3 separate regions of the Homo sapiens genome follow, and all the other regions are linked to region 3. A link is an interaction called in ENCODE POLR2A ChIA-PET data of the cell type or tissue named here. Cell type or tissue: K562. All regions are shown on one strand. Each heading gives the region's core, and the rest is flanking DNA. Links, peaks and the distances in the headings are about the cores only.

What was found. Peaks named below come from ENCODE experiments on the same cell type or tissue, not always from the same donor. Only the 100,000 strongest peaks of a DNase experiment are listed, where the experiment ranks them.
Region 1: POLR2A ChIA-PET joins it to region 3 with 5 read pairs; 5 of 35 experiments call an interaction of 5 or more read pairs at or near these places.
Region 2: POLR2A ChIA-PET joins it to region 3 with 5 read pairs; 2 of 35 experiments call an interaction of 5 or more read pairs at or near these places.

Annotation. Positions count from the first base shown.
Region 1 is chr15:90,562,709-90,572,869 of GRCh38, reverse strand. All of the region lies in intron 2 of CRTC3 (CREB regulated transcription coactivator 3), which reads right to left. Among named protein-coding and RNA genes, the nearest start is that of CRTC3, 38 kb to the right of the region's middle. RefSeq lists a silencer at 9,088-9,217 and an enhancer at 9,489-9,989. In K562, for the core only: no CTCF peak of the experiment used is centred there; no DNase peak of the experiment used is centred there.
Region 2 is chr15:90,599,391-90,609,318 of GRCh38, reverse strand. It overlaps CRTC3 (CREB regulated transcription coactivator 3), which reads right to left. Exons shown (of 15, transcript NM_022769.5): 4 at 6,934-6,995; 5 at 4,872-4,934; 6 at 1,841-1,941. It overlaps LOC124903554 (a long non-coding RNA gene), which reads right to left. Exons shown (of 2, transcript XR_007064756.1): 2 at 8,514-9,011. Among named protein-coding and RNA genes, the nearest start is that of LINC01585, 56 kb to the left of the region's middle. In K562, for the core only: a CTCF peak has its summit at 5,220; no DNase peak of the experiment used is centred there.
Region 3 is chr15:90,651,963-90,662,123 of GRCh38, reverse strand. All of the region lies in intron 2 of CRTC3-AS1 (CRTC3 antisense RNA 1), which reads left to right. LINC01585 (long intergenic non-protein coding RNA 1585) reads right to left here and starts at 1,890. Exons shown (of 3, transcript NR_120371.1): 1 at 1,300-1,890; 2 at 641-731. RefSeq lists enhancers at 24-83, 744-793, 934-983, 6,834-7,063, 7,324-7,523 and 1 more. In K562, for the core only: no CTCF peak of the experiment used is centred there; a DNase peak (open chromatin) is centred at 5,833.

The DNA of each region.
Region 1 (10,161 bases), core at 2,150-6,149, 88 kb after region 3:
GCATGGTGGCTCACGCCTGTAATCCCAGCACTTTGGGAGGCCAAGGTGGGCAGATCACCTGAGGTCAGGAGTTTAAGACCAGCCTGGCCAACATGGTGAAACCCCGTCTCTACTAAAAATACAAAAATTAGCTGGGTATGGTGACGCACAGCTGTAATCCCAGCTACTCAGGAGGCTGAGGCAGGAGAACTGCTTGAACCCGGGAGGTGGAAGTTACAGTAAGCCAAGATTGCACTACTGCACTCCAGCCTGGGTGACAGAGTGAGACTCCATCTCAAAAAATAGAAATCAAAAAAAGGATATATCCAGTGGGGAAGAGTATATGAAAGAACAGACACTCATATGTTGGTGAGAGTAGAAATTGATATCACCTTAACAGGGAATAATACGGTAATATCTACCTTAATTTTAAATGTACAACCCTTCTTACCCAGCTATTTTACTTCTAGGAACATATCTCACAAATACCCTTATGTAAATATCCAACACGATATCATAACAAGAATGTTCCCTGCAGTTTTCCTCTGTAATAGTGAAAAACTAGACATAATCTAATTGTCTCTCAATAAGAGACTGGTTATATAAATGATGGGATAGCTACATAAATGGCTGTGCTGCTGTCATTAGAAAGAATATATATCTTTAGGTACTGACATAGAAAGATACCTAAGGTGTATCAAGTTCTGCCTTTTTTTTTTTTTTTTTTTTGAGAAAGAATCTCGCTCTGTCAGCCACGCTGGAGTACGATGGCGCAATCTTGGCTCACTGCAACCTCCGCCTCTTGGGCTCAGGCAATTCTCCTGCCTCAGCCTCCCAAGTAGCTGGGATTACAGGCACACACCACCATGCCCAGCTAATTTTTGTATTTTCAGTAGAGATGGGATTTCACCATGTTGGCCAGGCTGGTCTTGAACTCCTGACCTCAGGTAATCCACCTGCCTCGGCCTCCCAAAGTGCTGGGATTACAGGTGTGAGCCACTGCACCCAGTCAAGTTTTGCTTTTAAGATGGGAGTTATTCAGTATAGCATGATTCCATTTGTGTAGAAAGAAAATATGTATATACACACACACGCTTGCATATACTTCCCAGAAAACTGCAGAAAGGGTGCAGATGAAACACTTAGCAATAGGTACCATGGGGATTAGAACTGGGGGGAGGGTGTGAAGTAGAGAAGGGGAGACTTTTACTTTTCATGTTTCATGCTTCCATATTATTTGAGTTTCTACAACAAATTTGGAAGAATAAATAAGTGAGCAAGCAGGCAAGCAAATGAATATCCTTCCAATAGCTTTACACCGCCTTAGGACAAAATCCAAATTCCTTAATAAGAAAGCAAAGTCCTTTGTGATCTGGTTCCTACTTCAAGCTCCAGCCTCATCTCTCACCACTCCCTTCTCATGCTCAATCTATGCTCCAGTGTCACCAAACTTTCAGTTCCTCCAAGCTTTGCCAAATGCAGCTTCTTTTGCTTAGAACACTCCTCACTCCAATCTTCAGTTATATAGCCCTCAGGTCCCAGCTTAGTCACCTCTTCCTCCAGGAAGCCTTTCCTGGGACCTCCTCCCAACCCGTTTGGGTTAGGCACCACTCGGACACAATCCAGCCACTCTCTGAACTCCTCTATTGTGGGTTTGTCACATGGTGTCACAATGACTTGTAAAATCATCTGCCTCTCCCACTGGACTGAAGTTCCGCCAAGCAGTGACTGTGCCTGTCTGGGTCATTGTATCTCCAGCATCAAGCATTGTGTCTGACACGCAGTGTCCAATAAATATTTGTTAAATTGGACTTTTATTATTAAAAAAATATAACCACATTATGGACAATTTAGGAACGTAGAAAAGGGGAGGATTATAATTCTACCTTCCAAATACAACCACTATTTTCATCCAATGTTTTTGTTCCTCGTGTAGTTTTTTTCATAGCTGTATTCCCCCAAGCTGTGCCCTTCAGACACAGTCGTTTTGGTCAGGGAACATTTTGCTGCACTCTGCTGAAGCACGAGCCTTTTGTAAGCCAAAGTAAAGATCACTGTTTTTATCATCAAGTAATGTGTGTAACAGACCACAGACACCCCAGATCCTCTCTCATCACAAACCATCTCTCATTTCTGGGGACTTTGGCTTTGTATTTCATTAATTACTGGCTTGAACTCTTATGAGGATGCATTACTGTTATCCGGACCTCAGGTAATTCACCTGCCTCAGCCTCCCAAAGTGCTGGGATTACAGGTGTGAGCCATGGTTTTTAAAGAACCATGATTTGTTTACAGCCGGCTGGGTTAGCATCTAAAGAATTACTATTCTTTCCCCAAAAAAATCATTATAAAGGAGTGTTATATAACATATGTATTACTGAAGAAATTGTCAGGGATTTCACTGAGGATGTCCCTAACAGTGGTGGAGTCAAGAGTAAGGGCTCATACTGATGCCCACATAACCGACTTTTCTAATGAGGGTCTATAAAGAGAAACTCAAGAATTTGAGAGAAGAAACCCACATGAGATACAAGTGACTTCTTAGACCATCTCCGAGCCCTGCCTCATCCCTCATTGTCCCTCCATCCCTCACACCCACCTGAAATCAGAGGCTGGCAACTGGCAATGAGACTAAGGCACAGAAGTAGAGTCTCTGTTTTGCTCATTACTTGACAATTTTTTAAGCCACATTTTTAAAAAAGTAGTGTCAGAAGCTTTTGGCAATGTCAAAAAGACACTAAAGACAAACAAGTTATGTCCTAGCAACTGTGTGAAAACTTCATATACTCCTATAACCATCAGTCCATATAATTGTATTCCTTTTTAAGTATTTTGTTCAACATAGTAATATATTTTTTCATGTAGCTGAAGTCTTTACATTCATAATTTCAAACTGCACTGAGCTGATAGATCATATTTTACTGAAATCAATTACTCACTATAATAAATAATATTACAACATTATCAGGCTACAGGTTTTCTTTTCAGATATTAAATTACTTTCTTAGGATAGTGTCCCCAAAGTAGAATCTGTCAAATAATATTACTATCTTAACATCCTTTATATATATTCCAAAACTGTTTTTGAAAAGATGTCAGCCTAGGCAATATAGTGAGACTCTGTCTCTACAAAAAATAAAAAATTAGCCAGGCATGGCGGGGTGAACCTACAATCCCAGCTACTTCAGAAGCTAAGATGGGAGGATTGCTTGAATCTTGAAATTTGAGGTTGCAGTGAGCTATGATCACACCTATGCACTCCAGCCTGGGTGACAGAGCAAGATCCTGTTTCTAAAACAAAAAGCAAAAAAGACGTATACCAATTTACAACAGGTATATGTCTCAGGAGTTTGAGACCAGCCTGGCCAACATGGTGAAACCCCATCTCTACTAAAAATACAAAATTAGCCAGGTGTGGTGGCGCATGCCTGTGATCTCAGCTACTTGGGAGGCTGTGGCAGGAGAATCGTTTGAACCAGGGAGGCAGAGGCTGCAGGGAGTCAAGATCACACCACTGCACTTCGGCCTGGGCAACAAGAGCAAAATTCCATCTCAAGAAAAAAAAAAAAAAAAAGGTTTTGTTTACAGGCCATGTATGGTGGCTCATGCCTATAATCCTAGCACTTTGGGAGGCCAAGGCAGGAAGACGGCTTAAAGCCAGGAGTTTGAGACCAGCCTGGGCCAAAAAGAAAAACTCTATCTCTACAAAAAAATTTTTCAAATGAAAATTATTAGCTGGGCATGGTGGCATATGCCTGTAGTTCCAGCTACTCAGGAGGCTGGAATGGGAAGACTGCTTGAGCCCAGGAGTTCAAGGCTACAGTGAGCTATGATTGCACCACTGCACTCTCGCCTGGGTGACCGGGAGAAACTCTGTCTCTTTAAAAAAAAAAAAAAAGTTTCGTTATACTTGTTTACACCATACTGTAGTCTATTAAGTGTGCAATAGCATTATGCATGAAAAATATATACACTTTAATTTAAAAATACTTTATTGCTAAAAAATGCTAAGGATCATTTGAGCCTTCAGTGAGTTGTAATCTTTTTCCTAGTAGAGGGTCTTGCCTCGATGTTGAAGGCCACTGATTGATCAGTGGTGGTTGCTGAACGTTGGGGTGGCTGTGGAAATTTCTTAAAATATGACAACAACGAAGTTGGCTGTATCAACTTCCTTTCACAAAAGATTTCTCTGTACCATGTGATGCTGCTGGGTAACACTTTTACCCACAATAGAACTTGTTTCAAAATTGGAGTCAATAGGTCTGTAATCCCAGCACTTTAAGAGGCCAAGGCAGGTGGAACACTTAAGGCCAGGAGTTCAAGACCAGCCTGGCCAATATGATGAAACCCCATCTCTACTAAAAATACAAAAATTAGCCAGGCATGGTAGCATGTGCCTGTAATCCTAGCTACTCGGGAGGCTGAGGCAGGAGAATCGCTTGAACCCATGAGGCAGAGGTTGCAGTAGGCTGAGATTGCACCACTGCACTCCAGCATGGGTGACAGAGCGAGACTATTTAAAAAAAAAAAATTGGAGTCAATCCTCTCGAACTCTACTTCTGATTTAATAAACTTATGTGGTATTTTAAAATCCTTTGTCATTTTAACAATGGTCACAACATCTTCACCAGGAGTAGATTCCATCTCTAGAAACCACTTTCTTTGCTCATCCACAAGAAGCAATTCCTCATCCATTCAAGTTTTATGAGATTGCAGCAATTCAGTCACATCTTCAGGCTCCACTTCTAATTCTAGATCTCTGGCTATTTCAATCACATCTGCAGTTACTTCTTCCACTGAAGTCTTGAACCCCTCAAAGTCATCCAATAGGGTTAGAAGCAACTTCATCTAAACTCTTGCTCATGTTGATAAGGTTGTGACCTCTTCCTATGAACCATGAATGTTCTTAATGGCATCTAAAAGAGTGAACCCTTTCCAGAAGGTTTTCAGTATGCTTTGTGCCATGATCCATCAGCGGAATCACTATCTATGACAGCTATATATAGCCTTATGAAATGTATTTCTTAAATAATAAGACTTGAAAGTTGAAATTACTTCTTGATCCATGGGCTGCAGAACAGATGTTGTGTTAGAAGGCATAAAAACACTAATCTTCTACATTTCCATCAGAGCTCCTGGATGATTAGGTGCACTGTCAACGAGGAGTGATATTTTATTTATTTATTTATTTATTTATTTTTTGAGACGGAGTTTCACTCTTGTTGCCCTGGCTGGAGTACAATGGCACAATTTTGGCTCACTGCAACCTCTGCCTCCCGGGTTCAAGCAATTCTCCTGCCTCAGCTTCCCGAGTAGCTGGGATTACAGGCATGCGCCACCATGCCCGGCTAATTTTTTCTATTTTTAGTGGAGACAGGGTTTCACCATGTTGGCCAGGCTGTTCTTGAACTGCTGACCTCAGGTGATCCACCTGCCTCGGCCTCCCAAAGTGCTGGGATTATAGATGTGAGCCACCAAGCCCAGCCAGGAGTAATATTTTAGTTGTTTGTTTTTTATCAACCAAGAAAAAGCACTGAATTGAGCAGCAATATTTTGAAAGGAATCTTTTTTTTCTGAGCAGTAGGTCTCAACAGTGGGCTTAAAATGTACAGTAAACCATGCTGCAAACACATGTACCGTCATCCTGGCTTTGTTATTCCACTCATACTGCACAGGCAGGGTATATTTAACATAATTCTTAAGGGCCCTAGGATTTTAGGAATGGTAATAAGCGTTGATTTTGAAACCACTTCAAGTCACCAGCTGCATTAGTCTCTAACAACAGAATCGAAGTGTCCTTTGGAGCTTTGAAGCCAGGAATTAAAGTCCTAGATGGCATCTGCTTCCAAAAGAGACTGTTTCATCTATGTTGAAAATGCAGGCTGGGCACGGTGGCTCACACCTGCAATCCCAGCACTTCAGGAGGCCAAGAAGGGTGAGTTACCTGAGGTCAGGAGTTCGAGACCAGCCTGACCAACATAGTGAAACCCTGTCTCTGCTAAAAATACAAAAATTAGCCAGGTGTGGTGGCGGGCACCTATAATCCCAGCTACTCGGGAGGCTGAAGCAAGAGAATTGCTTGAACTTGGGAGGTGGATGTTGCAGTGAGCTGAGATTGTGTCATTGCACTCCAGCCTGGGCGACAGAGCAAGACTCTGTCTCAAAAAAAAAAAAAAAAGAAAGGAGGAAAGAAAATCTGTGGCTGAGTGCAGCCACATTCAGCAATGACCTCAGCCAGATCTTCTGGATAACTTGCTGCAGCTTCTATAGCAGCAATTCTTGCTTCATCCTGTACTTTTATGTTATGGAGTTGGCTTCTTCTTCCTCTTTTTTTTTTTTAATAGACAGAGTCTTGGTCTGTCACCCAGGCTGGAGCGCAGTGGCATGATCTCGGCTCACTGCAACCTCCGCCTCCTGGGTTCAAGCAATTCTCCTGCCTCAGCCTTCCAAGTAGCTACGACTACAGGCACACGCCACCATGCCCGGCTAATTTTTGTATTTTTAGTAGAGACGGGGTTTCACAATATTGGCCAGGATGGTCTCAAACTCCTGACCTCAAGCGATCCACCCACCTCAGCCTCCCAAAATGCTGGGATTACAGGCATGAGAAACTGCGCCTGGGTGAGATGGCTTCTTTCCTTAAACCTCATGAACCAACCTCTGCTAGCTTCAAACTTTTCTTTTGTAGCTTCCTCAGCTCTCTCAGTCTTCATAGAACAGAAGAGAGTTAGGCTTTGCTCTAGATTAGCCTTTGGCTTAAGGGAATGTGGTGGCTAGTTTGATCTATCCAGACCACTTAAACTTTCTCCTTATGAGCAAATAAGGCTGTTTCACTTTCTTATCATTTGTGTGTTCATCAGAATAGCACTTAATTTCCTTCAAGAATTTGTCCTACCTTGGCTTTCAACATGCTTTCCTCACTAACCTCAATCATTTGCAGCTTTTTATTTAAAGTGAAAGACATGCAACTCTTTCTTTCACTTGAACACTTAGAGGCCTAATTTCAATATTGTTATCTCAGGGAAGAGGGAGGCCCAAGGAGGGGGAGAGACACAGGAATGGCTGATCAATGGAGCAGTCAGAAGACACACAACATTTCTCTTGATTAAGTTCACCAACTTATGTGGGTGATGTTCACGGGACCCCAAAACAATTACAACAGTAATACCAAAGATCACCGATTACAGATCACCATAACAGATATAATAATGAAAAAGTTTGAAATGTTGCAAGATTTACTGAAATGCAACAGAGACATGAAGTGAGCCACATGCCATTGAAAAATGGCACCAATAGACTTGCTCCATGCAGGTTTGCCACAAACCTTCAACTTGTAAAAAGCACAGTATCTGTAAAGCAGAAAAAGCAAACCACAATAAAACAAGGTGTGCCTGTATACAAGAGCACATTGCATTACCCACTCACCAACACTGAATATCACTCAAAAATTTGTCCTAATTTAATGGGTAAAAAGGCTAAGTTATGACTTTGATAATTAGCCTTTATTGGCATTTATATGCTCTAGGTACAGTGTTAGATGCTTCGTATACATTATCTCGTTTAATCCTCACGACACTGTGAAGTGCTACTATTATTATCCCCACCTTACAGATTAAGAAACCGAGACTTAGAAAGCTTACATTGGCCAGGCACGGTGGCTCACACCTGTAATCCCAGTACTTTGGGAGGCTGAGGTGGGTGGATCACATGAGGTCGGGAGTTCAAGACCAGCCTGACCAACATGGAGAAACCCCGTCTCTACTAAAAACTAAAAATACAAAATTAGCCAGCGTGGTCACGCATGTCTGTAATCCCACCTACTCGGGAGGCTGTGGCAGGAGAATCGCTTGAACCCGGGAGGCAGAGGTTGCGGTGAGCCAAGATCGCATCATTGCACTCCAGCCTGGGCAAAAAGAGCGAAACTCCATGAAAGGAAGGAAGGAAGGAAGGAAGGAAGGAAGGAAGGAAGGAAGGAAGGAAGGAAGGTTGGTTAAATTGTTGAACACAAGGCTTGTAATGGGTAGAGACAGGCTTTGAACCCAAGCTGCCTTACTCTTGAGTCCATACTCTATCCATTCCTGCCTATGGTATCTTATTGTTTTAATCTATGTGTCATTGCTTACAGTGACAACAAATACACTCCCAGATGTTTCTTTGCTGGTTAGGTTTCCTATTTTCCTGATTTTTCTAACCATGGCAAATTCGAAGGGTCAGAGGTAGCTTAGAAGGTGGAGTTTTAGAGATAATGGTTTGACCATGGGCAAGACAGAACTGGTAGTAAAAGCAGATGAGAAGCAAGAAAAGAACATCAGTAGTAACTGCAGGGACTAGTCTCGGGGCCTTTGTAGCCTTTACTGGATGGCGGGGATGATAAGTTCCACAAGCTAAAAAGGCCAGACGTAGGGCAGAGAAAATAATAGAGGAGGGTCTAGCTTCTGGTCCTCTGAACAGCTTCAGTAGTTCCTAAGAACTATTTGCACACTTTTTTCTTGTGTGTGAAGGCAAAGGAGCAGCTACTACCAACCCTAATGATGTCATAGGGTTAACAAATAAAGAAATCAGGAAATGGTTTCTTTTTTCTTCAAGAAATACTCTGGTTGAATTTCCTCAACAGGTTTCAACTTCTGCATTCAGAGAAAATAGTTCTGTTTTAGTAATTCAACAAAAGAACAAAACACTGCCAGACGGAGAGCTGGTAGTTACTAGCATGAACTCCAGAATCAAAGAGCCTGGACTTCAAATCTGGCTTTACCATTTTTGGCTGTGTGATGCAGGGAAATTGTTTAATCCTTCTTGGCCTCCACAGTCTTCCCTGTAAATAGAGACAGTAATAGTACCTACTCTGGGGTTACTAGAAAGAGTAAATGATGTATGCAAAGCCTTAGTTAGCCATATTGCCTGATGCACAGCAAAAGTTCAGTACATTTTTGCCAGCAGTGGTCATGATAGAAGTGGTAGAAACACTAATATAAATGGCAGTAATTTTGTTTGAAAAAAAGGAAGGAAGGCGGGAAGAAAGAAGGAAAGAAGGAAATTATTTTTTCTATTTCATTCAAAAACAAAGGGCAAATATGTTGATCAAATGGTATGAAGTGGCTGAAAACCTTCAGACTAAGTAAGCAGAACTTGATTCCTGTACCAGCCACTTACTAGCTGAGTAATGTTGAGCTTATTACCTATTTTTTCTTGCTCTCGGTTGGCTAACCTTAAAGGGGGAGTGTTGCATGAAAAGTGCTGCACAGTCCATTGTGGTTCTAACAGTTCTGATGCCTCTGCCAGGGCAAGTAGTGCAATACAGAAAGATGTCTGTGCCAAGTGAGAGCCATCCGCTCTTAGCAGAAGCTCGGTCAAGGCTATGCTTTGCTCCTCATTAAATGTTTCCCCTTTAATATTCTTCTCTCTGCTTCACTTGAGTTATATTTTAACTCAAGTTTATAAGCTGTTTTAAAACTTTTATTTTTATTTTATTTATTTATTTATTTTTTGATACAGAGTCTCACTCTGTTGCCCAGGCTAGAGTGCAGTGGAGTGATCTCTACTCACTGCAACTTCCGCCTCCTCGGTTCAAGTGACTCTCCTGCCTCAGCCTCCCGAGTAGCTGGGATTACCGGCATTGACCACTCCATCTGGCTAATTTTTGTATTTTTAGTAGAGACAGGGTTTCTCAATGTTTGCCAGGCTGGTCTCAAACTTCTGACCTCAAGTGATCCACCCGCCTCAGTCCCCCAAAGTGCTGGGATCACAAGCATGAGCCATCATGCCCAGCCCGTTTAACTTTTAAATGCTAGTTCTAAATTAATTAATTCTAAATGAACCCCCAAAACTTCTCGGAGACTAAGCAGGCACGGACTGGTAGAAAGCGTCTCTTGAGCAATTTCATGAATGACAAGATGGCAGAGTAAGAGATACTGAGAGAGACAAGCACAGGCATGGCCAGTGCCCAGCAGCCACTGCAAGGGGGAGTCACAGCCTGTGTGGCCTGGTCTGCTCCTGTTGGCCCACCCCATTCTCACTGGCTTTCTGACCTTTTGGCTCCTGCTTGCGGCTGGTCTGGCTTGCCCCCTCCAGTGTCAACTGACCCCCCTCTTCCATCCAGGCTGTTGCCTCCCAACTCTGGCCTTTCTTAACCAAGTTCCAGGGTGAGACTCTCAGTTCAGGCGAGTTAAGACTCACCCAAGGAGA
Region 2 (9,928 bases), core at 2,297-6,296, 52 kb after region 3:
AGCAGTGAGCAGTGCACCCATATCCAATTCCAACATCAATTTCAACATCACTGCCAACTTTCATATTCCCATGTATGGAAGCATGGGTAGATGTCCCTAACCAATTCTGAAAGCTCCCATAGTTTACAAGCAAACAATCATTTAAGCAAATGTAGTCTTCTCTGAATTGCACCAATAGAACAAATATAGCAACAATTATTATTCAGTACTATCCCTGCTATATACAAAGAAATACGATCATAAGTGTTCTCCTGGAAGGAACAGAGGCCATTTAGGCTTTAAATTGTCCAAAAAGCAAAGAAAACCAGAAAAGCTGGTTTCTTGGCTAAAGATTTATTTATTCCTGTTTCAAGAACAAATACACAGCCCTGAAAGTTTCTGGGCAAGAGTCAATCTGCATATGGAATGGATAATTCAAGACCATTGTTCTTTCTAGATTATAAACCCCAGAAAGGTAGGCTTGAAATGTGTCTGAATGACCAGCCTCACTTCATGTACAGGTCAGGTGCCAGCACCGAGAGGGTGTTTTGGCAAATGCCGTGCACATGTGAGCCAGTGTGTGATTCTTCACACTTCTCCATCAGTACGGGCTCCTCTGTGCCGGGCACTGTGCTAGGGGCTGGAGAGAACAAGACCATTAAGATGCTGCCTTCAAGAAATCTACACTGAGCAGAGAAAGAGATGCATGTTCACATAAAAAAGCAGCCAAGCATTGCAGGTGCTAAGAGAGCAGTCTGGGATGTTAGAAGGACACGATAACTCTGAGCTGAGAGGAAGGAAGGTCAAGGATGGCTCCACAGACATGAGGACACACACAAGCTGAGGCTTACGGATGGAGAGGGTGCTGGCCAGGAGTGAGAGAGAGAGGAAGAGACAGGAACAGGAAGAAACACCAGTAGAACCCAAAGTGGTTCGCATGGCTACCTTGGGTGTGAGGCGGGGGAGCAGAGAGAAAAGGGAGAGAGGCAGACAGGAGCCAGGCCTTGGGGCTCATGTCATTCCAAAGAAGATCTGGGCTCTTTCTCCTGAAGGTGAGGGGTGGCACTGAGGATTTTAAGTGGGAGAGCAAGATGATCAGGTTTGGGTTCGCTCTGGAAGCAGAGCTGTGAGATGGCATGAGTGGGCCTCTTCCCCACTCCGGGTTACTCCTGGCCTCTCTCCATCCCCTTACTCACAGTGGCCAGGGGGCAACTGAGCAGGTGATGCACAGTTCCAGCCCGACCTCCTCTTCCCCCATCTCAAGGCAGCAGGCCTCTGCTCCACCCTCCCTCCCCGAGGCTTGCCTGACCCCTCCTCCCAGGGGACCACACTGGCCAGTGCTGCCAGCCACTCAGGGGGAGTCAGCCTCATGCTGGGGTTCAGTCTCAGCAGGCCCACCAACCTACAGAGACAGTCACTTCCTCCAACCTGGTCTTAGTAGTAATAAAGGTGATATCTAGCTCTGACTGTCACTTCTAGTTGTATTTCTCAGTTTGTTCAGATCCTGGGTGGGGAAAGAGGACTCTTGGGGAACTTAACATAAAACTGGATTGAAGGGATGTGAGACTGGAAATCAGGAGACCAGTCAGGAAGTTATTAGAAGATGACGGGTGCCCAGAAGAGGGCCAAGAGACACCAAGAGGGAGAGCGTGCTGTGGAGGAAGCAGGGCAGAGGCAGGGGACGCTGGGAGCTCCATCCATCCTGACTGCATCATGGACACACACGCTTCCCTGCCACGAGCTGCCTCTCTAAGATCACTGAACCGGGAAGCGCAAACACCACTTCAGCTTCTCTCTCCCTTGGTTCCTAGGACAGAATGAGCAAGCACAGCTGCTGTCAGCAGTGGCCTGTGTGTCTTACCCATGTATGGGGCAGGCCAGGCCGACTGGCCCCCTCCTCCATAGGGGTCCTGGGGCTTGGTACTCAGAGCACTCGTGTGAAGAGCAGAATCAGAATTGGTCCTAAGGAGGGGAGGAGAGAGGCTGGCTGAAAATCCGTTTTCCTTAGTGAAAATGCAATAGTCTTTGTTGAATATTACCAACAGGAAAGAAGGCAAGAATAACTGATTTATAATCAACCATCAAATAAGGGGTTAGGACCTACCTGAAGTTCTTTATATCAATTAACAGCCTCTGAGGATCGCCCACACTCCAGAATATTTTAACTTAGACTCATATAGCCTTATATGCTGAAGCTGATGGCATGGCGATCAAGTTCAACAAGGTGGGCCTCGGATTCATGGCTTCCGTCTAAGAGCTTCCTATTCTTCCCAGCTCGGAAGCTGGCTGTGGCCAGTTTAGCCTGTGGCTGCACTAGGTTTTCTCCACCTGAGAGTAGCTGTTTCTAAGTAAAGGATCACTTAGAGCAGTGGTTTGCAAAACCCTTCCAGGGAGAAGGTAAGATCAAGACTATTCTCAAAATGATAGTAAAGTGTCCTCTGTTTTTTCACTCTCGCTCTCTCCCAAGCACGGCGGGCTTCCCCAGCGGCCACGTGAGGTGTGATGCCCCCACCGCTGAGCGCAGGCACAGACCACCCAGCTGCCTTGGAGGGATTTGTAAAAGGTGAACATTGTCACTATTTTCAATACTTTTTTTGTGTTTCTTTTCAAAAAGATATAATTTATGTTAACATGTAATGGGCTTATTATTTTTTTAATTCACTAGTATCTTTAAAAAATCTCTCAGTTTAATTTCTAATATCAATAGATATTCTCACATAAACAAATACTCTTTGAGGGCCTCAATATTTTTTTTATTTTATTTTATTATTTTTTTCTGAGACAGAGTCTCGCTCTGTTGCCCAGGCTGGAGTGCAGTGGTGTGATCTCGGCTCACTGCAACATCTGCCTCCCGTGTTCAAGAAATTCTTCTCCCTCAGCCTCCCGTGTAGCTGGGATTATAGACGTGCGTCACCATGCCCAGCTAACTTTTGTATTTTTAGTAGAGACGGGGTTTCACCATGTTGGCCAGGCTGGTCTCGAACTCCCGACCTCGGGTGATCCACCTGCCTCAGCCTCCCAAAGTGCTGGGATTACAGGCATGAGCCACTGTGCCTGGCCTATTTTATTTTATTTTACTAGTGTTACTTTTTGAGATGGAATTTCACTCTTGTCGCCCAGGCTGCAGTACAGTGGTGTTCACTGCAACCTCTGCCTCCCGGGTTCAAGCGACTCTCTCGCCTCAGCCTCTCAAGTAGCTGGGATTACAGGAACCCGCTACCATGCCTGGCTAATTTCTGTATTTTTAGTAGAGACGGTGTTTCACCATGTTGGCCAGGCTGGTCTTGAACTCCTGACCTCAGGTGATTCGCCCGCCTTGGCCTCCCAAAATGCTGGGATGACAGGCATGAGCCACTGCGCCAGGCCTCCATGTTTTTTAAGGCTGTAAAGTAGTCCTAAAAGAAAATGTGGGAGCCACTAATGTATAGCAAATTTCTGAAATTCTCCCAGATAGCTTCAATGTCTACACAGCTTTGGTTGCAAGAGATGATTATCTATTTATCTCATCATAAGGTCAAACTGTCGGCCATAGAAAGGACTTTACGGTAAGCAACTTCATTAGCCTACAGTGCTTCTTTGTGGTTCATTCCAGTGACAGCCTCAGGTGGCTATGAAGCCACGTGGCTTCAGAGGAGGGAAGAGGCAGACAAGGGCAGAACCCACAGTGCAACAGAAAGAGCGTGGCCGCTGAGATCAGAGAGACCTGGGTTCAGATTCCAGCCTCTTTTTACAGATTCAAAGAGACTCAAGAGAATATCAAACGAATGCAGAGCCAACTGGGAAAATCTAAATACCGACCAGGCATTGAATTATATTAAGGAGTTATTTTTAATTTTGTTAAGTGTAATAGCGGCATTGTGGTTATGTTTTTTAAAAAAGGTTCTCGTCGGCCTTAAACTGCTGGAGACATTTCAAGGTACAATACTATACTAGCCAGTCACGGGACTGAGGTGGGAGGTAGGTTTGGAGAGACTGGCAGAATGCTGATAATGAGTGAAGCTGAGGATGGGCACCACAGGCCTTTTATAACTCTTCTGTTTGAGTATATTTAAAATTTTGCACCATTCATCGGGTTTCTTTTTTATTTTGAGACAGCGTCTCTCTCTTGCCCAGGCTGGAATGCAATGGCGCAAACATGGCTCACTGCAGCCTCAACCTCCTTGGGCTTAGGTGATCCTCCCCACCTCAGCCTCCTGAGTAGCTCGAACCACAGGCACGTGCCACCACGCCTTTTTTTTTTTCATAGAGACAGGGTCTCACCATCTTGCCCAGGCTGGCCTCAAACTGCTGGACTCACACGATCCTCTGGCCTCAGCCTCCCAAAGTGTTGGGACTATAGGCGTGAGCCACCATGCTCAGCTGCATTTTTTCAAATCCTAGTCCTTCACCTATTAGCTAAGGCCCTTAAACAAGTCACTTAACCTTTTAGAATGGAAAATAATACTCATTCTTGTAGGGTGTTGTCAGGATTGAAAAAAAATGGCTGAGGTAGAACTCTTACTCCTGGAGTCTGGCCCAAAGTGATCATGATAATAGCTGATGTTTATTCAGCACATATGCTTCCCAGGTATTATCTTATTCAACCCTCACAACCAACCCATGATCTAGGTAGCATTATCTCCATTTTTCAAATGAGTAAACTGAGGCAATCAGAAGTTTAAAAATCTACTCAAGGTCATACAGCAAGATGCAAACCCTGGGAGTCTCATCCCAGACCTCGTGTGCTCTATACTTTCCCCTGTAGACACTCAAAAAATGGTGGGTTTTGTTTTGAACATGTCATATCAACACAGCTTACATAAACACACTCTGGCAACTGGATGCTATGTAAAAAATATCAGGACAGTTAAATTGCTTTAAAATCTACTCCTACCAGGAAACAACCCATGTACCTGTTAAGTGCAGATGTCAGCCTGAACCCAGGATGCTTTTCGTCTTTCCAAGGAGGCTGCTGCCTTTAAAAACCAGAACAACATAAAAGGAAAAGAAGTCAATCCACAGACAGCAAAGGAGGGCCTCAGCACTTGCATTTGAGAACTGGCTCTTCTACTCACCTCGCTCTGCAAGAGTTACTTAAAAATACCCCACACCTCGCTCATTTTGCTCATCATTGTTAAAATGAGGTAAGACTCCATGATCCTTCCAGTCCTGTGATCTCTGATTTCCAGTATAAAAACTACTACAAACCCATAAGGCACAGGATTAGCTAGCTGGGCAGATGAGGAGTTCAGTGTGCATGTAGGGGGCGCCGTGGCAATCTTGGATGCAAAAATTTTGCATTCCCCTACCAATGGCCATGAAGAGGAATAGAATTGTTACAGTTGCCCAGGGTATGAAAATATTAAGTCTAACCAGTCCTGGTGCTCTGAAAAGCAGAAGACATTTCTTGGATACATAAAAGAAAAATAACAGTTTGGAGATGACTTTTACTGATGTAATAAAATATTGTATTTATTCTACAACCCTGGATCCCAAGATTCTTGAGGGCAGCTGAAAACCTACCTGAGGTGGGGACCCACTGTTACCCATCTTTATTTCCTTTCCCAGATCCAGACTACATTATACACAGTAAGTTCTCAGTCAGTATTTGCCCAGAGAATGGATGGAGAGTAGACTTCAATCCGGAGAGCTAAATATTTTTGATACACACATTTTAAATGTGTCCTAAATCTGACTTGGTGATCTGAAAATGATACTAGGCACACAACAGATGCAGCAGGGGCTTTTTCTCAGTTAATTCTATTTCCTGTTACCCTCTGTATTGGGTACAAAAATACTCAAAGAGACCTTAAATCAAATACACTGTGCAAATTACCATTTTAAGAGTCTTTTGTCCTTTTCAGCAGCTTACTAAGACACTCTGAGAAAAGATGCTTATTTTTCTTTCTTTTTTTTTTGAGATGGAGTCTCGCTCTGTCACCCAGGCTGGAGTGCAGTGGCGTGATCTCGGCTCACTGCAAGCTCCGCCTCCTGGGTTCACGCCATTCTCCTGCCTCAGCCTCCCGAGTAGCTGGGACTACAGGCGCCTGCCACCACGCCCGGCTACTTTTTTGTATTTTTAGTGGAGACGGGGTTTCACCGTGTTAGCGAGGATGGTCTCGATCTCCTGAGCTTGTGATCTGCCCGCCTTGGCCTCCCAAAGTGCTGGGATTACAGGCATGAGCCACCGTGCCTGGCCAAGATGCTTATTTTTCTAAGTCTCAAACATAAGAATGCCATATCTGAGTATTCTGCTGGTAAATATATTCCAAAAGTGTTTCTATTTGGTTTTAAATATGAAGATCTAGATTTCTTTAAATAACTTTTCATTTTAGACTTTCATATTAGCCTATCATTGGAAATGCTTAGGTGTTTGTTTTTGTTTTTTGAGATGGAGTCTCACTCTGTTACCAGGCTGGAGTGCTGTGGCGTGATCTCAGCTCACTGCAACCTCCGACTCTCTGGTTCAAGCAACTCTCCTGCTTCAGCCTCCCAAGTAGCTGGGATTACAGGCATGTGCTGTCATGCCCAGCTAATTTTTGTATTTTTAGTAGAGACGGGGTTTCATGATGTTGGCCAGGATGGTCTCAATCTCCTGACCTTGTGATCTGCCCGCCTCAGCCTCCCAAAGTGCTGGGATTACAGGCATGAGCCACCATGCCCGGCCAATAAGGTGTTTTGTTGTTGTTGTTGTTGTTGTTGTTGTTTTGTTTGTTTGTTTGTTTTTAAGAGATGGCGTCTTGCTATGCTGCCCAGGCTGGAGTGCAGTAGCTATTCACAGGCCCCATCATCGCACACAACAGCCTCAAAACTCCTGGTCTCAAGTGATCCTCCCACTGAAATTAAATGTTATAAGAGAAAACAGGATTCTATGCTTTATATTAGAAATTTCTAAACAACATTCAAAGTGGATAAAGTGAAATTATCTAAAAATAACACATGCCCATCATATCTTTTAAAGTATGTCTTGCTTACCTTGGCCAACTCTCATCCAGAGGCTGTGAGGAATAATTGGCTCCAAAAGCACTACCATCAAAGTAGAATTTTTAATAAAGGAAAAATAAAAATTAATGGAAAGATGAAGCAGAATTAACAAGGTGGACTCACAGAGAGTTAAACAACTGAGTTTTTGGTTCCTTATCCCTGTACCTGACAGCTCTTCCTTCATGCTTTCTCTTATCTCCCTCCTTGAGGACAAGTCTATTCTGCTGTCTTCTAACCGGTGTTTTCTTTGCATGATTTTTTGTGGGGTGTTTATTATTTTTTGCCTGTCCGGCAACTTTTGTTTTCAGGAACTGTCTCCACTCTTGCTCCAAACCTGGTAACACTGCCATTCCCTCTGTGCCACATGTGAGGGACCCAGGCCCAGGATTCTAGTCTAGGTACCTCACCCCCTGGAAACAGTGTTTGGCTCAGGGATCGGCTCACGACGCAAACAGAACCAAGGAGAGTGCTTTTGAGTGGAAAAAAAAGGAGTGCCCCAATAGGGCTGGTAAGCCCAAGGGCCGTCTGAACCTGGGGGTCTTCACCTTGGAGAAAGCCTGTCTGTTATGCCTGAAGTCATCTCAGAAGTGGTACCACAGAGGTAGGTCTCAATGACATTGTATGACCCCTTGGATCTAGCCCTTGGGCTTCCAGTGACATATGCCAATACATTTTCTTTTTTTAAGTTAAGGTGGGTTCCTGGTACTTATTTATTTTTTGAGACGGAGTTTCACTCTTTTTTTTGGCCCAGGCTGGAGTGCAATGGCGCAATCTCGGCTCACTGCAACCTCCACCTCCCAGGTTCAAGCAATTCTCCTGCCTCAGCCTCCCGAGTAGCTGGGATTACAGGCATGCGCCACCACACCCGGCTAATTTTGTATTTTTTTTAATTAGAGACAGGGTTTCTCCACGTTGGCCAGGCTGGTCTTGAACTCCTGACCTCAGGTGATCCACCCACCTCGGCCTCCCAAATTGCTGGGATTAGAGGTGTGAGCCACTGCGCCCGGCGGTTCCTGGTATTTATAACCAAAAAAGAGGCGCATTAGATGTGTGAAGAAAGGTAAACTTTCCAGTGTTGTTGGGGGCACTGTCTTATCAGTCTTGTGTTGTTCACTGGGTCTACCATGCCTTGGAGCATATTCTGGACGCACGGAGACACAAATGGGATGCTGCACTACACACCGAGCAGAGGGGCGCTGTTTTCATTCGTTTAGTTAATTGTTCCCACACAATAGCCTTCTGAAGACACTGTTAATCATATTATTCTGCTAAGAAATCTTCAATGATTTTGTTCAGCCTAAAAGGCAAAATCAAAACTTACTGGCTTAGTAATTGCGGTGATCCACAATTTGGGGACAATGGTCTCTTCTGCTCTTGTCTTCCCTCCAGCTTTCTGAGTTCCACAAACACAGCCTGTATTTTCCTGCCCCTCTGCCTTTGCTAAGGCCATTTCCCCTTTCTCACCTCCTATGTGGAAGGTTGCCTCCTTATCACTCACCCAAACCAAGCCCATTCCTTTTGTCTCCTGGATCACTGATTGGATTAAATATACATTCGGCAGTTACCAATAATACTTTTCATCCCAAACTTTTATTTCTTAAGGTGGAAATAATAAAGAAGATACAAACTACACATTAAGACAGAAATTTGAAAACAGATATCTAAGCACCTACTGTGTGCCAGGCCTGTGCTGAGTTCACACTTTATTTAACCTCAATCCTGAGAGGCAGATATTTTCCCCATTTTATAGCTGAAGAAACTGAGGCTCAGTTCTAGAAGAGCTGAGAAATCCAAGATCAGATAGCACGCCTGGTGGATCAGGGGTCAGACCCACAAATCACTGACACCAAAGCCTGAGAGCTCTCCGCTAAGCTATGCTGCCTCTCAGGAAACAGTGAACTATGCCAAATGCCCCCAGAAAATAGAAAATAGTACCTGGAGTGTTCTGGGAAGGATGGAGGCTATAAGAGAAGGTACCATCTGCTCGGGCTCAGGAGGAAACAGGAGCCTTGATGGAGTGGGGCCCTATCCTGCAGGCCTGGGCTGGGCAGCTCAAATAAATACAGAATCTGGAATTAGGAAAACGGAGGCTCTCATGAGTTCTTAGTGATTTGGTGGGAAATGTCTTCTTTGCCAGGAGAGGCATTAGGATTGCAAGTTTCATCTTCTATGTATTCGTTTTCTTTGACAAGTCTCATTATCTTATTTCTTAATTTGACCTTAAATCAATAAAATAAAACAGATAATTTCCAAAGAGAGACATTTCTTCAACATTCACTATTAGGCTTAAGGTACATGAAGTACAGATGAGGCAAGACCACAGTAGGAGGTAGGAGAGGAAAAGGTGATAAATAGTAAGGCCCGTGACAGACAAAACCTGTCAGTATTTCTGTTGGCAAAGCCATTAGGGAGGAAACACCGAGCCTCAGAACCTACGGTTATCTGCCTTTCTCTTTTCTGCAGATTTGATGAATCTCTGTTCAGAAACGCTTAATTTCAGGAAGTAGAAGTTTACCATTTTTCTCAGTACACTGCCATCTTTAAACTCAGTATCTCTGATCTCATAGTACTGATAATACAAATTAGAATGCAGTGGTGTAATAGTCACGTAATCATCAAACGCTGGTGATTTCAATGTTGAGGTGTAAGTTAGCATTTTAACCTTCCTGATATTAACAACATGAAAATATAGTAAATTCCTGGAAATTTTTAATATAATTAGGTTGAGGCATCAAAAGTTGAAAGATGTGACCTCTGAGCTCTCTTAATTTTCACTCTCATCTAATTTAGTGGATATTTGAAAACCCAAGAGAACCACTCATGTTATACACTTATACTTAATGCAAGGAAAATCTAGAAGAAGTTTATTTGTTCTTTGGAAAACTTCAGAAAACTTCATTCAGGTGGCTTTAAACTACTCCACAACACTGACATGCCCTAAGTAACAACCTCGAGACAAAGGAAACACTCTTATTTATAAACTTGA
Region 3 (10,161 bases), core at 3,443-7,442:
AAGATGAAAAGAGAATGCCAGAAAGCCCTGAAGTTTTGGAGCAAAGCCATGAACTCTTTTCACAACTATTTCCTTTTTGAAAAACATCTCTCCACTTGCTGTTGGGTTCTGTTGTTTGTGAGTGCAAGGATGGAAGAAGGCAGATGACGATGTTAAGCAGCCAAAGGGGTGGACTGTTCAGGCCATGGAGTTAGTGTAGCAGGAGATTAACAATAATAACTAAGGCTGGGCGCAGTGGCTCACGCCTGTAATTCCAGCACTTTGGGAGGCTGAGACAGGCAGATCATCTGAGGTCAGGAGTTTGAGACCAGCCTGGCCAACATGGTGAAATCCTGTCTCTACTAAAAATGCAAAAATTAGCCAGGCACAGTGGTGGGTGCCTGTGATCCCAGTACTTGGGAGGCTGAGGCAGAAGAATTGCTTGAACCCAAGAGGCGGAGGTTGCAGTGAGCCAAGATTGCACCACTGCACTCCAGCCTGGGCGACAGAGTGAGACTCCATCTCAAAAATAATAATAATAACTGATAATAATATAGAACAATTCTAACAATATACTGTGATAAAACTGATGTGAATGTGGTTTCTCTCTCTCTCTCTCTCTCTCTGTCTCTCTCAAAATGCCTTATTGTACTGCACTCACCTATTTTTAGATGGTGGTTGACCGCAGGTAACTGAAACCACAGAAAGCAAAACTGCAATGTGGGGGGGCTGCTTGCATGCTCCTTTCAGACCTGTTTGTGAGAGAGTTTTAACTGGAGGGTATCTAAATAATCAGAGAGTGGGAAGAGAAAGGGGTACTCACTTTTTATAGTTTTGTATTGTTTGTGAATGTTTTCTATTTCATATGTTTTGTAATTAAAGCCAAAAAGGGTAATGACAAAAAGGAAAAAAAATGCTATGTGTCTGGCTTTTGGGAAGTTATTAGAGGGAGTGGAAATTCTACCACCTCCTATTGCTAAATCTCATTAAAGTGCCCTTGAAATCAACCCAAACCAACTCTCAGGCACGGCCAGAACAACGGAGGCAGAGCAGAGCTCAGGATCCTGAATCCACACCCCCCGGCCACTCCTGGTGGGAAGAGAAGAAGGGGGCTCGTTTCCTGTGGTTCCCACCCTACCTGGCTGGAGAGGCTGATGTGGGGCGAGGTGTGACCACCAGTGCATGTAGGAGGCGGAGAAGGCAGTTTCTCCCACTGGCCGGTGCCCTGGGCCCAGCCCAGGACGGGGAACTAGGACAAGAGCCCAGCCCTCCAGCATCAGGTCTGGCGTGGCTCTGGGAGGAAGGAGGAAGAAAACTCACCCATGTCACCCCAAGTCATGGGGCATTTCCAGTGAGCACATACAGACTTAGGAACCCGGGAGAAAGCCTGGAGGCTAGAAAAGCTGAGACCACAGTCAGCTGGGCTGCAGATCTTTGCTCCGCCTTCCTCCAGACAGCACAAGTGACTCAGCCCTCCCCAGGGTGCTGCTTCTCGCTCTGACACCACGATTTGGCCTCCTCTCACTCACAACTCTATCTCCTCTCTGTGTCATTCCTCCTACTCAGGGCCGATAGTCAAAATATCAAACCACTAATAAAGCATGGGCACCTGCCAGTCAGACTACACACCAGCTGGGAACAATGGCTAGAGGTAGCAAATTGCCCCAAAACTTAGTGGCATGAAACAACAAACATTTGTTACATAACACACTAATGGGTCAGGAGTTTGGGTGGTTCTGGCTCAGGGCCTCTCATGAAGTTGTCAGCATGTCAGAGTTGGAACCATTTGAAAGCTTGGCTGGGGCTGGAGGATCCTCTTTCAAGGTGTCTCATTCACAAGGCTGTCGGCAGAAAGCCGCAGTGCCTCCCCAGTGTGTGGGCCTCTCCATAGGGCTGCTTGAGTATCTTCACAACATGGTGGCTGGCTTCCCCAGAGGGAGACATTTGAGAGACCAAGGCAGAGTCACAATGTCTTTTATGACCTATCCTTGAAAGTTATATACCGTCACATTGCAGCATCCTATTGGGTCAGCCCTAGTCAATGTGAGAGGGGCTACACAAGAGTGTAAATACAAGGATGCAAGGATCACTGGAGGATGTTTTGGAGGCTGGCTACCCCAGGTACTATATTATGTCCTGTTTAAAACTCTCTAATGGCTTCCCACTAACCTCAGAATAAAATCCAAATGTCTTACCATGATCTGCAAGGCCTGGCATGAACTGACTCCTACCTACTTTCCAATCTCATTATGTTCCTCTTTATTCACCTGCACTAAACTCCAAACACATCAACCCTCCCTACATCCATCAACATCTGAAGCTCATCCTTTACATTTTCTGCTCCCCGTGTCTAGAAGTCTCCTCGCCCAGATCTTTCTATGGCTAGTTCCTTCTCATTGTTTGGGTCTCAGCCTAACGTCACCTCCTCAGAGAGGCTTCACTGACCCCTTATCAAGTGTAGCCCTCACCCCACCTGTCACTCTGTCTTACATCACCTTGTGCTGACCTCCTCCTAGCACTGATCTCTATCTGAAAGTAATTTATTTGATTATTGCTTTTCTCCCTTCGTGTACTGGTAGGAGTCCTTAATTACAAGCAACAGACTGCTCTTTAGCTGCTTTTAAGCTACAGAGGAACCTATTAAAGGATAGGAGGTGCCTCATAAAATCTTAGCGAAATCAGAGAACCAGGCTCAAAGGCCATTTACCTGCACTGGTTCTTTCTGCTGCTGCCTCTGGGATCTGCTGTCATCCTGACAGAAAGGACTCCAGTCATCTGCTTCTCAGTGTCACTTAGCCTCATGCAGGAGCAGCCAACGGGTGGTGTCTTAAGTTGTATGCTGTGCCCAATCTTCAAGAGAGATGGGGAAAGGTTCTGGCTTCCATCATAAGCAGGTGTGAGTTCATAAGGTAGGAAATTCGCAAAATAGGAAGACTGTTCCATGGGCTGGGGAAGCCAAAGAGAGCTGATGCTATTTGGCCTCGACAGTCCACGCCTTTAGCTGCTTAATGTCATCAGCCAGCCTTCCTCCATCCTTACGCTTACTAACAGCAGAACCCAACAGCAAGCTGAGAGATGCTTCTCAATAAGAAAATAATTGGGAAAAGAGTTCATGGCTTTCGGGCCGGGCGCGGTGGCTCACGCCTGTAATTCCAACACTTTGGCAGGCTGAGGCTGGTGGATCACGAGGTCAGGAGTTCGAGACCAGCCTGACCAACACGGTGAAACCCCATCTCTACTAAAAATAGAAAAATTAGCTGGGTGTGGTGGCACGTGCCTATAATCCCAGCCACTCGGGAGGCTGAGGCAGGAGAATCGCTTGAATCCGGGAGGCAGACGTTGTGGTGAGCCGAGATCGCACCACTGCACTCCAGCCTGGGTGACAGAGCAAGACTCTGTCTCAAAAAAAAAAAAAAAAAAAAAGAGTTCATGGCTTTACTCCAAAACTTTAGTGCCTTCTGCTATTCTCTTGTCATCTTGCTCACATATTTATTTATTGCCTGCTTAGGGCACCCACTGGGTAACCTATGAGAGCAGGGATCTTGTTCATCACCATATCCTCAGGACCTAGAACAGTGCCTGGCACATCATAGGTGCTCAATAAATGTTAATGAATTGTGTACATGAAGTCCCCTCTGTGGACTGATGGCCAAACCTCGCCCCACATCAGCCTCTCCAGCCAGGTGGGATGGGGATGGTGGGAAGCGAGCTCTCCTCTTCTTCTCTTCCCACCAGGAGTGGCCGGGGGGTGTGGATTCAGGATCCTGAGCTCTGCTCTGCCTCCGTTGTTCTGGCTGTGCCTGAGAGTTGGTTTGGGTTGATTTCAAGGGCATTTTAATGAGATTTAGCAATAGGAGGTGGTAGAATTTCCACTCCCTCTAATAAATTCCCGAAAGTCAGACACATAGCATTTTTTTTCCTTTTTGTCATTACCCTTTTTGGCTTTAATTACAAAACATATGAAATAGAAAACATTCACAAACAATACAAAACTATAAAAAGTGAGTACCCCTTTCTCTTCCCACTCTCTGATTATTTAGATGCCCTCCAGTTAAAACTCTCTCACAAACAGGTCTGAAAGGAGCATGCAGGCAGCCCCCCCCCATCGCAGTTTTGCTTTCTGTGGTTTCAGTTACCTGCGGTCAACCACCATCTAAAAATAGGTGAGTGCAGTACAATAAGGCATTTTGAGAGAGAGAGAGACCGCATTCACATCAGTTTTACCACAGTATATTGTTATAATTGTTCTATTTTATTATTAGTTGTTAATCTCTTACTGTGCCTAATTTATAAATTAAACTTTATCATAGGTATGCATGTATAAGAACAAACATAGTCTACATAGCGTTCAGTCCTATTAGCTGTTTCAGGCATCCCCTGGAGGTCTTGCAACGTATCCCCTGAGGATAAGGGGGGTGCCTATTGTACTCGTTCATGTCCATGTAGGGTTGAGCTGGCATTTCCAAAGGACAGATTCCTAGAAGTTTATCTGCACATTTGCAGTGTTGATAGGTTCTTCCAAATGGCCCTTCAAAAGATTCTACAGCATATAGTGCCCACAGTTTACGGAGCACTACTTTCCCTTTGCCAACTCTAGATATTATCTGTTTTAAAATTTGCATTTATCTCATCCCCAGGGAGCATCAAGGTCATTTCTCAACTCCAGGCTATCTGAATTTCTTCTCTTGCAAGTTGCCTGTTCTTATCCATTGACCATTTATATATTGGAATATAAAGTTTTATCCTCTGATATGAAGGGGCTGTTTGCATTTTAGTGCTATTTTGCATGTTGCACATATTGTCTATTATTTGTCTTTTATATTTGTCATAGTCTCTAGCCCTACAGTTTTACATTTTTATGAGGTCAAATCTGTTCATTTTTTCCTTTAGGGCTTCTGGATTTTGTGTCTTGCTTAGGTTTTTCCCTTCTCCAAGAATATAGAAATATTTTATCATATTTTCTTCTAGGATCTTAGTAATTCTGTTTGAGGCTGGGTGCAGTGGCTCACACCTGTAATCCCAGCACTTTGGGAGGCTGAGGCGAGTGGATCACTTGAGCCCAAGAGCTGGAGACCAGCCTGGGCAACATGGTGAAACTCTGTCTCTACAAACACTACAAAAATTAGCCAGGCGTTGTGGTGGGCCCCTGTGGTTCCAGCTACGCAGGAGGCTGAGGTGGGAGAATCACTTGAACCCAGGAGGCAGAGGTTGCAGTGAGCAGAGATAGAGCCAGTGGACTCCAACCTGGGCGACAAAGTGAGACCTTGTCTCAAAATAATAACAGTAATTCCCAGCTACTCGGGAGGCTGAGGCAGGAGAATGGCGTGAACCCGGGAGGTGGAGCTTGCAGTGAGCTGAGATCGCGCCACTGCACTCCAGCCTAGGCGACAGAGCGAGACTCCGTCTCAAAAAAAATAATAAAATAAAAATAAAAATAGTAATTCTGTTTGACAGCTAATGCCAAATTGTCCTCTAGAAAGGTTGTTCCAATTTACATCCCGTCAGCTGGAAGAACCCTATTTCCCCAACACCCTCCTCAGCCCTGAAAATTAGCAATCTTTAAAAAGTTTTGCCAGTGGTGAATATGTATTGTTCAGCGTTGTTGATGTTTTAATTAGCATTAATTTTGAGTGAGATCCAAAATCTTTTCATGATATTAGTTACTTGTGTTTCTCTGTGAACCGCAGGATCCTCTCCTTGCCCCTCTTTTCTCTGTTGGGCTGTTGGGCTTTATCTTATTGATAAAGGGCTGTTTATGAAGGAAATGAGCCCCCGTGTCCTCATCTGTAGGGTAAATAATTTCCCCAGTAGGTCTCTCTGCCACCTCCTGGCAGTAGGGGCGGAGCAAGTCCTTGCCACACCCACCGGTCGCCTACAGCTGCCTCCTCCCCTGGACTCAGCACATCTCTAAGTTCTTAAGCTGGCCCTGGACTCAGCACATCCCTAAGTCCTTAAGCTGGCCCTTCCCTTCCTTCCCTTCACAGGTGTTCTCTTCTGCTTTTTTTTTTTTTTTTTTTTTTTTGAGATGGAGTCTCACTCTTGTTGCCCAGGCTGGAGTGCAATGGCACGATCTCAGCTCACCGCAACCTCCACCTCCTGGGTTCAAGCAATTCTCCTGCTTCAGCCTCCCGAGTAGCTGGGATTACAGGCATGCACCACCACGCCTGGCTAATTTTTTGTATTTTTAGTAGAGACGGGGTTTCTCCATGTTGGTCAGGCTGGTCTCGAACTCCTGACCTCAGGTGATCTGCCCTTCTCGTCCTCCCAAAGTGCTGGGATTACAGGCGTGAGCCACTGCGCCCGGCCTTCGGGTGTTCTCTTCTGAACACATCTTATGGCTAGAGTTTTCACATTCAATTCGGTCCTCACAACTTCTGATAATGAGGACATCCCTTTGTAGTTTCTATTCTTATTGCAGATTTTAAAATACATGTTGTTTCAGTCATGTTTAGAAACTTGGGTTGGGACAGGGAAGCTGGAACAAGTGCTCGGGCTGCCATATCTCCAGTGTTAAAATCTTTTTTTTTTTTTTTGAAACAGGTCTGGCTCCGTTGCCCAGGCTGGAGTGCAGTGGTATGATCTCGGCTCACTGCAAACTCCACCTACCAGGTTCTAGTGATTCTCCTGCCTCAGCCTCCTGAGTAGCTGGGATTACAGGCACCTACCACCACACTGGCTAATTTTTGTATTTTTAGTAGAGATGGAGTTTCACCATGTTGGTCAGGCTAGTCTCAAACTCCTGACCTCAAGAGATCTGCCTGCCTCGGCCTCCCAAAATGTTGGGATTATAGGCGTGAGCCACTGCGCCTGTCCATGGATCCTTTCAAAGTCTTTAAATCTCTCCCACATCCTGGCTTCATCCTCCCCTGCCTGTCTCCATGCCTTTCCGGTGTGCCCCACAGAACACCAGCCCCATGAGATGTTCCAGACAAAAGATTCAGGGGACAGTTTGAGAAGTGCTGACTACCACGCCGACCTCTTGGAAATGGGCTGGCGTTTCAAAGATTTGAAGAAGTCCTTCAGTGCAGACATGTCTTCACTGTTTCTCCAGTAGCCAGTGCCCCAGGCTGGTCTGAACACTGAGGTGTGCACCCCTTCTCAGCATTATGCAGAATCAGCGCTTTCCATGCCTTGCTGGGGGGCATGCTGGCTTTCAGGAAAGGGCATCACTTTCAGGGAAGCGATGAGAGGGTATTGTCTACAGTGGCTAGAGATGCATGAAGGGGTCACGGTCACATAGGAAGCTCCTCAGAGCTGGGCCAGGGACAGGAAGTGACACATTTCACCAGCCCCCACTGCTACCACCCGCTCCAAAAGAGAAGGCAGAGCCAGCACTAGGAGCCTGGATGGGAGGCCAAGAGCCTGGATTCCAGGCCAGGATCCCAGATGGGAGTCCAGGAGCCCTGATGGGAGGCCAGGAGCCCAGATGTGAGGCCAGGGGCCCAGATTCAAGGCCAGGAGCCTGGATGGGAGGCCAGGAGCCCAGATGTGAGGCCAGGAGCCTGGCTGGGAGCCCAGGAGCCCAGGTGGGAGGCCAGGAGCCCAGATGTGAGGCCAGGAGCCCTCATGGGAGGCCAGGAGCCCAGATGTGAGGCCAGGAGCCCAGCTGGGAGCCCAGGAGCCCAGCTGGGAGCCCAGGAGCCCAGATGTGAGGCCAGGAGCCCTCATGGGAGGCCAGGAGCCCAGATGGAAGCCCAGGAGCCCGGCTGGGAGCTCAGGAGCCCGGGTGGGAGGCCAGGAGCCCGGGTGGGAGGCCAGGAGCCCAGATGCGAGGCCAGGAGCTCGGATTTGAGGTCAGGAGCCCGAATGGAAGGCCAGGAGCCCTGATGGGAGGCCAGGAGCCTTGATGGGCGGCCAGGAGCCTTGATGGGAGGCCAGGAGCCCGGATGGAAGTCCAGGAGCCTGGATGTGAGCCCAGGAGCTTTTACCTGGGAGCACCAGGGAGAACAGTGGCCACTTTCCTGGCCAAGCTAGTACATGACAACAGGGAGAAGAACCTCGCAAGTACAGGTAGGGGTTGGCGTCAGGGAGAAAAACGAGCTCTTTGTCAAAATATAAACAAAGAGCCCTGGAGTAACGGAAATCCTGGAGGTCTGCTCTGGGAAGTGCCCAGGTATCCAGGGTCAACCAGGGCTGCCTCATTAACACAGTGTGGAACTGCCCCGGGAGAGTGAGCCCTGAATGCCAGAATTCTGGGACAGTGAGGGACAGCTGTCAGCTGGGTTTCCCAAACTCTGCCCACCAACATCTTGCTATGATAATGTAGGCTCTACCTAGCCTTAAAATTTGTCAGCCAAACAAGACCCTTTTGAAGACCACTTGAGCCCAGGAGGCAGAGACTGCAGTGAGCTAAGATCGCGCCACTGCACTCCAGCCTGGGTGCAGCGACCAGGGTGCAGAGCGAGACCCCGTCTCAAAAAAACAAAACAAAAACAAACAAATGAACAAACAAAAAACACCTCAAACCAGGACCCTTTTGAGGATGAAAGGAGGCACCATTAATAATCGTGCCAGGACAACAGACAATCAACAGGGACACAGGGCCGTGTGCATAGGAACGAGGCCTAGAGGCAGTGCTACTTAAGAGCCAAGTGCATGGGCCCTGGAGTTACAGAGACCTGGGTTCAAATGTGATCTCCACCCTTCCTAGCTGTGACGATGGGGCAAGGCAGTGGCCTCTCTGTGCCTCAGTCTCCTTATCTATCAAATGGGAATGGTGGTGCCTATCTCATGGGGTGTGCTTGCCCCTTGGAAGCAGTTCCTAAATGTTAGCTATCATTTTCCTTACTGTTCTTTCTATAAAATGGGTTCTTTATTGCTAGAAATCATAAATAAAACAAGCAGGTTTGTTGAGAAGGACAAAGCCCATACTCTGAAAGGGGCATTGAACAGTTTTCTGAACACAGAGGGTTCCTGCCCAGGCCTCCGCCCCCCTCTCTGATGGGTCTGGCCAGGGCACCAACACCCATCCTCAATCTTCTCAGGACACCAGCTCTGCAGCCCAGGAGTCCCCAGGACTAACCTGATATGATTCCTATCCTCACCTGCTCAAAGCCTGGCTTGTTTAAAGTACGGGATCCTCCTCAGCTGGCTTCTATATAAGCGCTGCTTCCCTCTAACAACCTCTGCAACCTCCCAGAGACCGTCTTACTGGCTGCAAACGAAGCCACGCAAGCTGTGGCTGCCGGGCCCCTCTCCTTCCAAAAGCCAGGCCAGTGTAACCCGGTCCCCATGTCATGCTGGCTGGGTCAGTGTTCTCTCCTAGGAATCTGAAGCTTGAATGGGGGAGAAACAGGAGTCCAGGAGTCGCTGCAAATGAGCCATATGGACAGTCATGGGAACCAAAGCTCAGGGCTTTTGAACTTTCTTGCCCAAACTTGCAGGTAAGTCCTGGAAACAGAGACCTTTGCCTCTCCATCCAGACTGGGCCTTCCGGAAACAGAGACCTTTGCCTCTCCACCCGGACTGGGCTGTCCTGGAAAGGTACAGATGGAAAGGATGAAAAGAATGGCATTGGCCGGGTGTGGTGGCTCACACCTGTAATCACTTTGGGAGGCCAAGGCGGGCAGATTACTTGAGGCCGGGAAGTCAAGCCTGGCCAACAGGGCGAAACCCTGACTCTACTAAAAATACAAAAATTAGCTGGGTGTTGGGGTACGTGCTGGTAATTCCAGTTACTTGGGAAGCAGAGGTTGCAGTGAGCCAAGATCATGCCACTGCATTCCAGCCTGGGCAGCAGAGCAAGACCTTGTTTCCAAAAAAAAGAATGACATTGGCTGCCATTTAATTGGGTGCTGGGGAGTCAGAATCGAATCAGACGTAGTCCTTATGTCACGTTTCTTATAGACCAGTGGGAAGGCAAACGCTCTACCACAAAATCAGCTCTACAGTTAAAACAGTAAAGCTGGCCAGGCATGGTGGCTCACGCCTGTAATCCCAGCACTTTGGGAGGCCGAGGTGGGTGGATCACGAGGTCAGGAGATTGAGACCATCCTGGCTAACATGGTGAAACCCTGTCTCTACTAAAAGTACCAAAAAAAAAAAAAAAAAATTAGCCAGGCGTGGTGGCGGGCGCCTGTAGTCCCAGCTACTCGGGAGGCTGAGGAAGGAGAATGGCGTGAACCTGGGAGGTGGAACTTGCGGTGAGCTGAGATTGCACTACTGCACTCCAGCCTGGGTGGC